2 separate regions of the Homo sapiens genome follow, and region 2 is linked to region 1. A link is a contact called in ENCODE Hi-C data. All regions are on one chromosome and are shown on one strand. The core of a region is the stretch at or near the end of the contact, and the rest is flanking DNA. Distances in the headings are between cores, read along the strand shown. Region 1 has its middle 63 kb from the start of CD2AP. Region 2 holds the start of ADGRF4 (adhesion G protein-coupled receptor F4).

Region 1 (5,853 bases), core at 1,179-3,678:
AAATAAACTTTTGATTTCAGAATACTTTTTGAGTCATAGAAAACTTGTGAAGATAGGACAGAGAGTTTCTATATATCTCATTTACTAATTTCCTCTGTTATTAACATCTTGCATTCGTATGGTATATTTCTTACAATTAATAGGCCGATATTAAAACATTATTATTGGCTGGGCACAGTGACTTATGCCTGTAATCCCTGCACTTTGAGAGGCTGAGGTGGGAGAACTGATTGAGGCCAGGAGTTCAAGACCAGCCTGGGCAATATTGCAAGGTTCCATCTCTACAAAAAACATTATTTTATAAAAGTTAGCCAGGTGTGGTAACACACATTTGTGGTCCCAGATGCTCAGGAGGCTGAGGTGGGAGGATCACTTGAGCCCAGGAGTTTGAGGCATGGGGTGGGAATGGGAAGTGACTGTAAGTGAGGGCAAAGTTTCTTTTTGGGCTGAAGAAAATGTTCTAAAATTAGATTGTAGTGATGGTCATATAACTTTATAAGTCTGCTAAAAAGTCACTGAATTGGCCACACATGGTAGCTCACACCTGTAATCCCAATGCTTTGAGAAGCCAAGGCAAGAGGATGGCTTAAGGCTAGGAATTCAAGACCAGCCTGGGCAACATAGTGAGCCCTCATCTCTACAAAAATAAAAATAAAAATTAGCCTGGTGTGGTGGTGCATGCCTGTAGTTCCAGCTACTCTGGAGGCTGTGGCAGGAGGATCACTTGATCCCAGAAGTTTGAGGCTTCAGTGAGCTATGATCACTTCACTGTACTCCACTGGGCAACAGAGGGGACGCTGTCTCTAAAAAATAAATAAATAAAAATAAAAATCACTGAGTTGTAAGCTTTAAACGAGTGAATTTTATTCACCAAAAAAGCTATCTTTAAAAACAAACTATAAACAGAGAAGTCTCTCTTCTATTCCTGTCCTAGACCCCGTTCTCTCCCATCCCCACAGAAAATCATTTTTATTAGTTTTTGGCTTGCCCTACCAGTTTTACTTTGGCAAATGTAAGCAAGTACAAATACATTAAGTGATTTTAAAATTTTGCCTTAAATACTGGCAATTGACAAAAGCAGCTCTATCTAATTGAGAGGTAAGAAGGAACTCCCTGTAAACCTTTTAGAGATTCTAAAAGGACACTTCTGGGGCTCCACAAAAGTTTTAAAGTTTACAACATTAGTTTCAGCGTGTCCAATTACTTCGGAAAACATATGGCTTTTGGCCAGATGTGGTAGCTCATGCCTGTAATCCCAGCACTTTGGGAGGCCAAGGCGGGCAGATCACCTGAGGTCGGGAGTTCAAGACCAGCCTGGCCAACATGGTGAAACCGTGTCTCTACTAAAAACACAAAAATTAGCTGGGCATGGTGGTGCATGCCTCTAATCTCAGCTACTCAGGAGGCTGAGGCAGGAGAATCACTTGAACCCAGGAGGTGGAGGTTGCTGTGAGCTGAGATTGTGCCACTGCACTCCAGCCTGGGTGACAAAGAGAGACTCTGCCTCACAAAAAATAAAAAATAAAAAAAATACGGCTTTTATTAATTTGAGTGAAGGGGTTCACAAATTAACAACAACAAGAAGGAGAGAGAATGCAGATGACAAAATTGCCTTGTGGGAGACCCAGACAGATACAATTAGCAACAGTTGGGAGGGAAGGTTGTAAGTGAAAGGGGCTTGAAAGAGAGAGAGAGAGTTTGTGTGTGTGTGTTGTCTGTGTGTGTGTGTTGTCTGTGTGTGTGTTGTGTCTATCCATCTGTGTAAGAAAGACATTATCTTTAGAGGCTTTTGCTAAGCTGTTCATGATGAGTATCTGAAAGAAGGTCGGGTGTATACCAAGTTCTTCACGCTAATGAGAGAGGAAGAAAGAAGGAAAAGGAAGAAGTCATGCATTTGCCAGTTTCCCATATTGGCCACTAGATGGCAACACCAACCCAAGACAGTCCTCTTCTGAGATGAGAGAAAAGGGTTGTATAGGATTAAGTACACAATTAGTTTGAATAACTTATTCCTATATACCACAGTTTTCAGTCAAGTATTCTTACCTCAGGAAGGGCATGTATAAGTTTATACATGTTTAAATGTATACGTGCATCTAAGAATACAAGCCAGGCAGGCAGACAGAATGCAAAATCTCCACAATGGTTGCTGACATTCTTTGCACTCACTAAATCTTACATATACGGAATTTCTTGACATAAAAATGGATTAGGTCTCAAAAGCGAGAAATGGTAAGGCATTTACTATTTACCGTCTTCAGACCATAAAACCTCTTTAAACTGCAACTTTACTGTCAGCACCTTAGAATCTAAACATAACGTTTCAAAACGTTTCCATGGAGAAGGTTTTGATTTCAACTTAGCATGCCAACAGACCATTTTCTTGTCTTCCCATTGTCTACGTGGTGGAAATTTCTTCAGCTGTAAGCCAGACTGGAAACTTGTAGCCCAATGGGTGTCAAGGATAAAAGGTGTGGTAAGCTCCTTATTCCCTTGTTATTGAGGTGGGACCATCGGCTTCCATTTTCAGTGGTGTTTCCATAAAGATTTTCATCTTCTCCAGCGCCCGAGGCATCAGAAGAATTTATGTGACCCCAAGATCACCTTGAAACCATATTACCGGTTTATGGTTTCCTAAAAGCTTTTTGTGTGATTAGGTTTCGTTTTACTGTTAATCACAACAAGAAACAGGAAGTGGGTAAAAACACCAAAGAGAAAGTTGCAAAGTTTCAAACAATTCCACCATAAATAGTCGCACAATGAGAGTTGTCCCTAGATTTCACTGGAATGTAAATAAAAGCCTTGATCATTCTCACTGCTCGACAGCCACAGTTTCACTTTGTTCTTCATGGCTCTGCCAACCCTCTGAAACTCTCAGTCACGGGGACTGTGCTCTCAGCTTTCCTCCAAGAGATTTCTCCACTGCCATTGCCTCCTGTTTTTTCTTACCTCCTTTTATTTAATATTTACAGGAAAAGCTGTTGATATATGTGGAATGTTTGAGGATACAAAATGAATTAAATGATATTTAATGACATTTGGAAGAAAACCCAGATTTTCCACCCAAGTTTTTCTTCCTCAAAAAGAAAGGCCATTGTGTGCTCTTTCTTACTAGAGTGGGGGATGAAGAGTCCATTGCAAAGTGAAGACTTGGTCCAAAGCTGACCATGCTACAGGCTAGAGACACGGGCAGTCACAGGAAGGGTATGGCATGATGTCTAATATATACTGCACATTCCATATGTTCTATAGTATGCTATTCAAGATCTGCATAATCAAGAAATATTTTCCAATTTAAATTAATTAATGCTGGTCTGGTTTGAATTAGTAGAGAGAAAAAAGTCTAAATTAAATATATTATCAAAGCCTGGGCAACCCAACAAGATCTCATCTCTACAAAAAATAAAGAAATAAAATGAAATAAAAAAATTAGCCAGGCATGGTGGCACATGCCTGTTGTCCCAGCTACTAGGAAGGCTGAGGCAGGAGGATTGCTTGAATCCAGGAAGTCAAGGCTGCAGTAAGTTGTGATCATGTCACTGCACACCAGCAGAGGTGACAGAGAAAGATCCTGTCTGTAAAAAATAAATAAATAAATAAATAAAGGTAGATGCTGCCAATGTCTCAGCCTTTATGATGTCCACCTGCCAGCATCAGGGTCCCTTTGCCCAAAGATTTTCTCTGACCACTGGAGTGCACTTTGCTGCACCAGGCTTAGGGAAATGAACAGATATCTGGGAAGTATTCCTTAAAAAATGACTGATGGGAACTGGTGAGGCAAGACTTCAGCTCATTCACCCCACTGAGGAAATAGCTCTGAGGTTTGTGTTATTCTGGATCTCCAGAGTTGCCAGCTGGATTAAGTTCCAATTGTCCATTACAGTAACTGGCTTGATAACACAGACCATTTATTAGTCTTCAATTCCTTGCCTCTCTTGCCCACTCACTAACAGTATTTCTTGAGATACTGTAATCACCCAACAGGTTCTTCCTGCCAGCGGCACAGACAAAACCAATTCACTGGGACCATGGTATTGCAGTAAAGAAAGAGTTTAATTAACAAAAAGCTGGCCAGGCAGAAGAAGTGGAGCTATCACTCAAATCAGTCTCCCTTAGAACTCAGACCCTATGGTTTTTATGGATAATTTGGTGGGCAGGGGGCTAGGGAATTGATACAGCTGATTGGTTGGAAGTGAAATTATTGGGGTGTGGGAGATGGTGCTCAAGCCTTAAGTCAGCCTCTGAGAGGTGGGGGTCACAGGACCAGTTAAGTCATGAGTCACAGGTCTGGTAGGGTCAGTCAGTTGCTGCAGTGCAAAAACCTGAAAAATATCTCAAAAGACCACTCTTAGGTTTTACAATAGTCATGTTATCTTTGGGAGCAATTGGGAAAGTCACAAATTTTGTGACCTCTGGCTACATGACTCCTGAGCAGTAAATGATTATGGAAACTACGCCTACATATTAGCAGACTTCAGGGCCTTCTATAATCTTAGCCTCATGGCCTTTTGTTAGTTTTCCACCCTTGAGCAAGGAGTGGTTAGTTCCAGGGAAGGGCTACTATCATCCTTGCTTTCAAGTTAAACTATAGACTAAATTCCTCCCATAGTTAGCTTGTCCTATGCCCAGAATGATCAAAGACAGCCAGCCTGTGAAGCCAAAAGCAAGATGGAGTCAGCCATGTTAGATTTCTCTCACTGTCGTAATCTTTGCAAAACCTATTTCAATACCAAATAAACTAATTACTCTCAAATTCTTGTCTCACAGTGTCTGCTTTTAGTAAAATCCAAATTAATAATATATAAAAATGCATTTTTATTGCAGTAAAATATACATAAAATTTAGCATTTCGACCATGTTTAAGTGTTCGGTGGCATCAAGTACATTCACATTGTTGTGCAATCATCACCACCATGCATCCCCAGAAGTCTTTCATGACCCCAAAGTGAAACTCTACACCCATCAAGCAGAAACTCCCCATTTCTCCTTCTCTCAGCCCCTGGTGACCACCATTCTACTTTCCTTCCTTATGAATTTGACTATTCTAAGTACCTCATGTAAATGGAATCATACATTTCCTTTTCTATCTGGCTTATTTCACATAGCATAATATCTTCACAGTTCACCCATGATGTAGCATCTGTTATAATTTCATCCCTTTTTAAAGCTGAATAATATTTCATCGTATGTATATACTACATTTTGTTTACCCATTTAGTCATTGATGGACATTTGGGTTGCTTCCACCTTTTGGCTATTGTAAATCATGCTACTATGAACATTGGTGTACAAGTGTCTGTTCAAGTCTCTCTTTGCTATCAATTTTTTGGGGGTATATACTCAGAAATGGAATTGCTGGATTATGTGGTAATTTTATTTTTACTTTTTAAGGAACCACTACACTGTTTTCCATAGTGACCACACCATTTTACATTTTCACGAGCAATGCACAAGGATTCCAATTTCTCTCTCTCCCTGCCAAGACTTGCTACTTTTAGGGGTTTGTTTTGTTGTTGTTGTTATTTGCTTGTTTGTTTTATTGTAGTCATCTTAATGGGCATAAAGTGGTAGCTCATTGTGGTTTTAATTGGAATTTCCTTAATTATTAATGATGAGCAAACAAACGATGATTTAATTTGTTTATTGGCCAATTTATATATCTTCTTTGTAGAAATGTCAATTCAAGTTTTTGCCCATTTTTATTTTATTTTATTTTATTTATTTATTTTTTTCAAGACAGAGTCTTGCCATCTTGCCCAGGCTGGTCTCAAACTCCTGGGCTCAAGTGAACCTCCTGCCTTGGCCTCCCAACGTGCTGGGATTACAGATGTGAGCCACTGCACCCAACCTTTT
Region 2 (6,343 bases), core at 2,721-5,220, 280 kb after region 1:
CAGCTATGTAGAGAGGGCCTCCCACCCCTCATCCCAACACATCCAGGCTCCAGCAGCCTTTGTGGCTTTCTGTAGCAGTCCAGGGCCTTGTATAAAAAGTGGGTCTTTTCCAAGAAGTGTTACACTGAAAAGGAGGTGGCCCAGCTTAGAGAAAGACAAGGTGTGTAATTCAGCATTTGTTGGCAACAGAAAAGACTGTTCTCTGGATTCCAAAGTGGCTTAAAGGGAGGAGACTCTCCATCGGCCATAAGGGATGTACCCAAATGGGCTCATTGTTCAAGACAGTGAGCTTATAATGCAGATGTTGTAAAGCCTATGAATCTTGCTACCTGTACATTAAAGCTGTGATCTTCTGTTCTTGACAGGGTTGTATATTTCAGGAATGGCAGAGCCCAAAGGAGAAATGTGCTCATTCCTGTCTTCTTGCTTCTGGAGAATATGTAGGAAGCTCACACATGTGGTGCTGATGGAGGAGGGCGTGATGTGCAGAAAGGATGAAAGGCTCCTCTGTCTAAGCTGTTCTGTGCTACTAAACATTTCTCGTCCATCAACTGTACATAGCTACATATGTCATGCTGGGCAGCCACAGCAAACAAAAAGACAAAGGGGGCCACAACCGTGGTTTTTGTTGGGGCTTCCATCTCTATGCTGTTGGGTCACATTTGTCTTCAGAAAGCAACCTCTGTCTCATCTTGGAAAAGGCGGCCTGAGATTTCACCTGGCTGGATTCTGTGTGTTGCTGAGGGAGGAGCCTCATGAATAGTCACAAAGAGTTGGGCTGACTCTAAGTAGGACATTGCAGATTATTTTTTTTTTTCAAAAGGAATCCACTGCCAGTATATCCACTTTTTCAAATTTAAATAGATTGGATTGTCAACTTGGTTTAGGCTTAGATACAACTTCCTTGGCCATGAACCAAGGGGAAAAGCATAGAGCTTTTGAGACAGAAAGATGACCATTTTCAGTTAAGGAGATGGAAGTCTGGAGTTGTGAGTCAATGCTAATCGAGGACTGAGCCAGAGGTAGAAACCCAAGTGTGCTGGCTCCCAGCCCTGTACTTCCTCTTCAAGACCATATAGACACTGAAAGATCTTCTGCCTACACTGACAATGTAAGGTCAATCCTCACCAACAATATGCTTTTTTGATACCTGGGATTGGAGAGAGGAAATATCACATTTCCAATTCAGAGCTGCTCTTTTTCTTAACCTGTATGTAAACAAATTCAACATTCAAACCAGGTGTTACCTGATAGAACAGTATTGTAGGTAGAAGCTCTTTGAGGAAAAAAAAAAAACCTCTTTACAAAGCAAGGACATAGATGACTGCAGCAGCATCTAACTAGTGGATGAAGGCAAAGGGGCAATGGGCAGCCTTTAATTATCCCAACAAGAAGTCAGTATTGATGACGTTTCATTACAAAGGAGAAAGTGGGGCTCACCTTAGGTATGAGTGCAGTCCCTTCCTTCCTTCCTTCCTTCCTTCCTTCCTTCCTTCCTTCCTTCCTTCCTTCCTTCCTTCCTTCCTTCCTTCCTTCTTCCCTCCCTCCCTCCCTCTCTCTCTCTCTTTCTCCCTTTCTCTTTCTTTCTTTTTTTCTCCCTCTCTCTCTTTCTTTCTTTCTTTGTTTCTTATTACAAATAATCTTCCTATAAGTAGGAAAGTTTGAGCAGACAAAAAGCATCAATCTGAAGTTAAAAAAAATGCATCAACCTGGAGAAATAGTCATTTTTCAAATGGCATTGCTTATCTTGGGACAACAAAAGCATCCTTCACAAATAAAGTCAGAGAGTGGTTTTAATTTACCATTTACCAATAGATTTGTATGTTCTTTTCAAGAGAAGGGGTGAGATAGACATAGTCCTGGTTTTCCTCAATGCAGGCTTAGGTACAAAGAGATGTCACTTACCCAGAGTCCATATATTGAAGTGAAAATGGAATTTCATGAAGCAAATATAGTTATAGGATGGTAACTCTGGACAAATTTTATAAAAGATGAACTCCAATTGCTTCATTTCACAGATAACAGCTCTGAGCACTAGGGAGAGAGGGAGGGATTGGCCTAGCATTTGCTTTGTGTCTTGAGCAGTCACATCTATTATGGAAGTACTCACTACTCAGCTATACTCACTCCCTGAGACAGGATGGTTGGAAAGAAACCCCACCTTAGCTTCATCATTAACCAAGAAACCCCAAGGATGCTTAGAGAAAAACTCTGGAATTATTTGGGAATTCCTGGAAGAAGCTATGCCCTCTCTCCTGCATCCCAAAGCCCACTCTACACCATCTTGAAAAATGTCAAGGAACTGCATGGATTAGGTTGACTCTGGATGACCCTGGGTAGAGACACATTCAGTTTCCTGCTGACACCGCACCAAGAAAGTGATTTGGTCAGGTGACTCTAGGAGAAATTGGTACTGATAGTATCCAAGGCAGATTTTTAAGTATCAGACTTAATACATAATGATTCTTGGGAAAGCCATTTAAATCCCTGAGACTTTAAGTGGATAAATGTAGGTAAAGTAGTATAGTACTTGGCTCATAATAATTGCTCATTCAAATTCACATGTTAGTTTTAGTTGTTTTTTTTAAATTAGAGTCCTGTGAATACATGAACCCACCCACCCACATGCAAACACAAGCAAACACACAGCCATGACCCCATGCATAAGTTTGGCTGAAGACACCCTCATGGGAACTAGTTCACTGACTTCCAAATTAAAGAGTTAAGCATTTGATTTGGTCTGTTCAACATTAGGGGTATCAGCCAGCAAAATCTGTTGAGCTTACCATTGAAAAATCCTTTCATTCATTACTGTGGTCATAATACACAGTTACCTGGCCAGGAAAGAGTACACATCACAGGGATCTGCTCACTGCACGTGTGCCTGAGCTCTCCCTCACTTTCTGCCTTCTTCAAGAATTCTTCCCTGATTGGTCCAACCAGAAGCGCTGATTCTCCCCACCTGATTTCCTGTAATTTTATAATCTATGTCCTTCACTTTTGTGTTATATTGTTTATTTCCTTTTGGTCTTTTTGTGTGCATATGTATATGTTTTGGGGAATGGGGTATTCACTTTTGTTACTCACTGTGTTACTCACTTTTGTATGCCCATAGTGCAGAGCATGGTGCCTTGTACATAGAGTATGTTCGGTAAATATGTGCAATAAAAAGTCCTTTGATTACACAATGGCTTGATATTGGCTTTTCCACTTCCCAAATGAGCCATTTCTTAACTACTGACCTAAATGGAGCTGACCCATTTCCATAAACAGCACCTCCTTGACCTTCATTGCTATAAAACCCATAACAAAACTGCCTCCTCACTTACCTCTCCTTATTGTCCACATTTCTCCTGGAAATATCTAAATGAGGGTTTGCTTTAGATCTTTGGGGAAGGAAGGCCTGTGAGTAGACAACAGTAGAACTAGGATGTGTGGGACTGTTTGGTGGTTAGCAGAACAATGCAAACTGGCTCCCCTGTCCAAAGTCAAACCGTGTGCATTCCCCACAAGTGGACACAGTGTCTTCTGTGTCTGAATTACCACAGTCATGTAGTGGCTCAGTGAGAACTCCTTGTCCCGGTCATTACAAAAATAAAACAGAAATCTCTCTGTTGCTAGGTTAGGAATTAGATCACAATTGATGCACCAGTTTATCAGCCAATTTCCTCCAAGTTCAACATCAGAACAGGCAAAAAAAAAAAGTATCAGCCTTTAAAAATCATCAACAATAGTGGCATAACCTTGCATTTTATCACCCTCCTTCCAATTATCCCAGTGCAGCAGATGCAAGCAGAGTCTCATGCAATCATCTGAGATAAGGATGAAGAACTGAAAGACAAACAAGTGACTCACTTTAATGGATTTGCTTCAGACAGGAGAAACCTGTAATTTCTCTTAGGCGTGCTTCATGGACCCATAGTGGAGTGAATCACAGACTTGCACAAGCCTTGAAACTGTGGGTAACTTTACAGTTCTCAGATCGGCTTCTCGCAACAGGCAGTCAGTTCTCACTGGGCCCCTTGGACTCCCATTTCAAAAATGGAGAAGACAGATCACAGCCACTGACCAGGGACCGTGGGAGGTGCCACGTGATGGTGAGGCATCATGCTAGGGAGCTGAGCTCTGACCTTCCTGCTGGGTGATTCTCCACCTCTGGGCTGCTAGATCTACTTCCTGGATGCCGTGAGTAGATGTCCTACACCAGCACCATTTTCCTGTTGAAGAAAGGCTTGTTTTTGCACATATTCCAGGAGGGGGAAATGCGTGATATATGATGGTATTTTCTGGAATGCTTGATTCTTCTGGAAACTTCTCTAACATGATTTAGAAATTGGCTAGCTCAAGGTTGGAGTATTTCCTAAGCCTCTTTTACGTTTGTTTTTCTTTAAGAGTTGTTTGTCAGGCTTTAATGGCTCACTCCTAGGAGTGAAAATGCAAAGTATCCTGTCAGGCAAATAAACTCACTGTCCCTGCATTGTCCCCTTGCTTGATAAATTTCAATACCTGTCTTTTAGACTGAATGTAAAGCTGGATGTTGTTTTAAAAGTGTTCTTGATTAGTTTCTTCTTTTAGTGAGCCTGAAAAAGCTATCATTGTATCAATTTAAAAAAACATTTCTCCAGTTACTGCCAAACACGTTTTTGCAAAGGCATCTTCCCTTGTTTCAAGTGGCCAATTCTATGCTACTTGAAGGTCTATATTCCTTATACTCTGAAGACAGTTGTGAGAGGTCTAAAGTGTTGCATCATTAGGTGCTGTTTATTTGTTTGTTTGTTTGTTTTTCAGTGTCAGCACATCATGAGCTTTCTTCATGGACCAGAGGCAATTGCTGGGCGTATAAATTTCTTTAAAATTTTATAAGTATCAAGATAGTTGGTGAGATATCTAGATGTCTTCTAACTCTGAAATTGTCTTCCAACTCTGAAATTATGTGATTCTTGAAACCTATCAGAATCTGAATCCAGATTCCAATTTTTAGAAGAGATGCTGGGCTACAAACAGATTGGCTGGAAGCCATCTAAAGTAGCTAAAGATGAGATGTTTCTGATTCTAATAGTTCTTTTCTATCTTTCTTTCCCCCAAGGCTCTATGTGAAGCATTTCTTCCATGGCAAGGGAGAACTCTAAGGGTAACTAAATAGATTCTGCTATGAGGGCAAGAGATACTGGGTCTTAAACACATAAACAACTCGTTTATCCATCTGATGTTATAATCAGAGTTCTAATTATACTACTGGAACAGAGGAAACAGACAGACAGTTATAGAATTAGGGGAACAACACACACACACATACACACACACACACACACACAGACGACACACCCCCCCCCCCAAAATGTGGGTCACTTAACTCTTAGGTTCCTTGCCCTCTAGTTAACCTCTTTGGATTGGTTGTTCCCATCAGACAATGGTCTGGCCTGGGAGTAAGAGGCGAATTGCCACCTTGAAGACTGGCAAAAAAGTGAGAAGAGGCACTCCCTCTCACCTTGTGGTACAGTTCCGGGGAGAGGAACCCTTTGGGAAAGTATTTCCTTGATTCACAAATATTCTTGGCCATTCACCTTAGGGTGTTTTGCATGAACAGGTTTGCGAGATCACACCTTCTGATGCATTCCTTCCTGACTGACTACACTTACAGTTCCCAGCTGACCTTTTAAAATTTTCTTTGGGAGTCCTGATGTCAGGCCGCACTCAGCGTGTTCAGACGGGTAGGGAGTACTCAGTCTGTGTGAGTCATCCCCTACAATTCCATCTGGCATGTTTCAGAAAGAAGCTCCAGTACCCAGACAGACTCACTGTAGTTTTAAATTCCAACTCATTCAGAAAATCTGCTCCAGGTACAAGCAAGATGGGACAAATAGGAGATGGTGTTTCAGAACAGCTGGGGTCATCTGGGTCTGTCTGGAGAAATAGGGTTTTATTAGTTCTGACTTATGGAGACAGTGTGGAAAAAGACACATGCATTGTTATGACACCCTCTTGTGCCCATGGCGGACATCCCTAACCTGGCATGGCATTATTTCCTGCTCAATTCTTTTTTCACATAAGGCTCCAGGCAGTACAATAAAGAGGAGGTCCACAGTAGGACTGGCATCTACTTAAGTCACCAGGTTCCAAAATCATCTAGAGTTGCAAACGTGCTCACCTGACCCTCTGAGATAGAAAAGTTGCCTCATGATTTTAAAGCAAAAACTTCAGATGCTGATGTCACTCTGCAGGAATCATTTCCCAATTCATTCACTTATACAACAAATGTTTACTGAGTGTCTATTCTGTATCTTATCCTCTGCTGGGTGCTGAGGATAGAGAAACATCAGGTGTTTACATTTTTTTGCCTATT

What was found. A loop is a pair of places that touch in the nucleus more often than their neighbours do. Pooled maps may share reads with other maps.
Region 2: a map with no recorded cell type shows a loop between it and region 1 (6-fold over the local background). The contact joins the promoter of ADGRF4 here to the enhancer-like site in region 1. A Hi-C loop is called at or near these places in 1 of 168 maps with a recorded cell type or tissue (mammary epithelial cell), 4 of 37 single-sample maps with no recorded cell type and 7 of 50 pooled maps.

What each region holds. Positions count from the first base shown.
Region 1 is chr6:47,412,248-47,418,100 of GRCh38, forward strand. No RefSeq gene overlaps it. Among named protein-coding and RNA genes, the nearest start is that of CD2AP, 63 kb to the right of the region's middle. RefSeq lists enhancers at 1,783-1,832, 1,843-1,902, 2,405-2,454. Within about 2 kb of position 2,429, at least 12 of the 41 ENCODE cell types and tissues checked have a DNase peak (open chromatin) inside an H3K27ac peak, as active enhancers do.
Region 2 is chr6:47,694,610-47,700,952 of GRCh38, forward strand. ADGRF4 (adhesion G protein-coupled receptor F4) reads left to right here and starts at 3,971. Exons shown (of 10, transcript NM_153838.5): 1 at 3,971-4,185. It also overlaps the pseudogene ADGRF2P.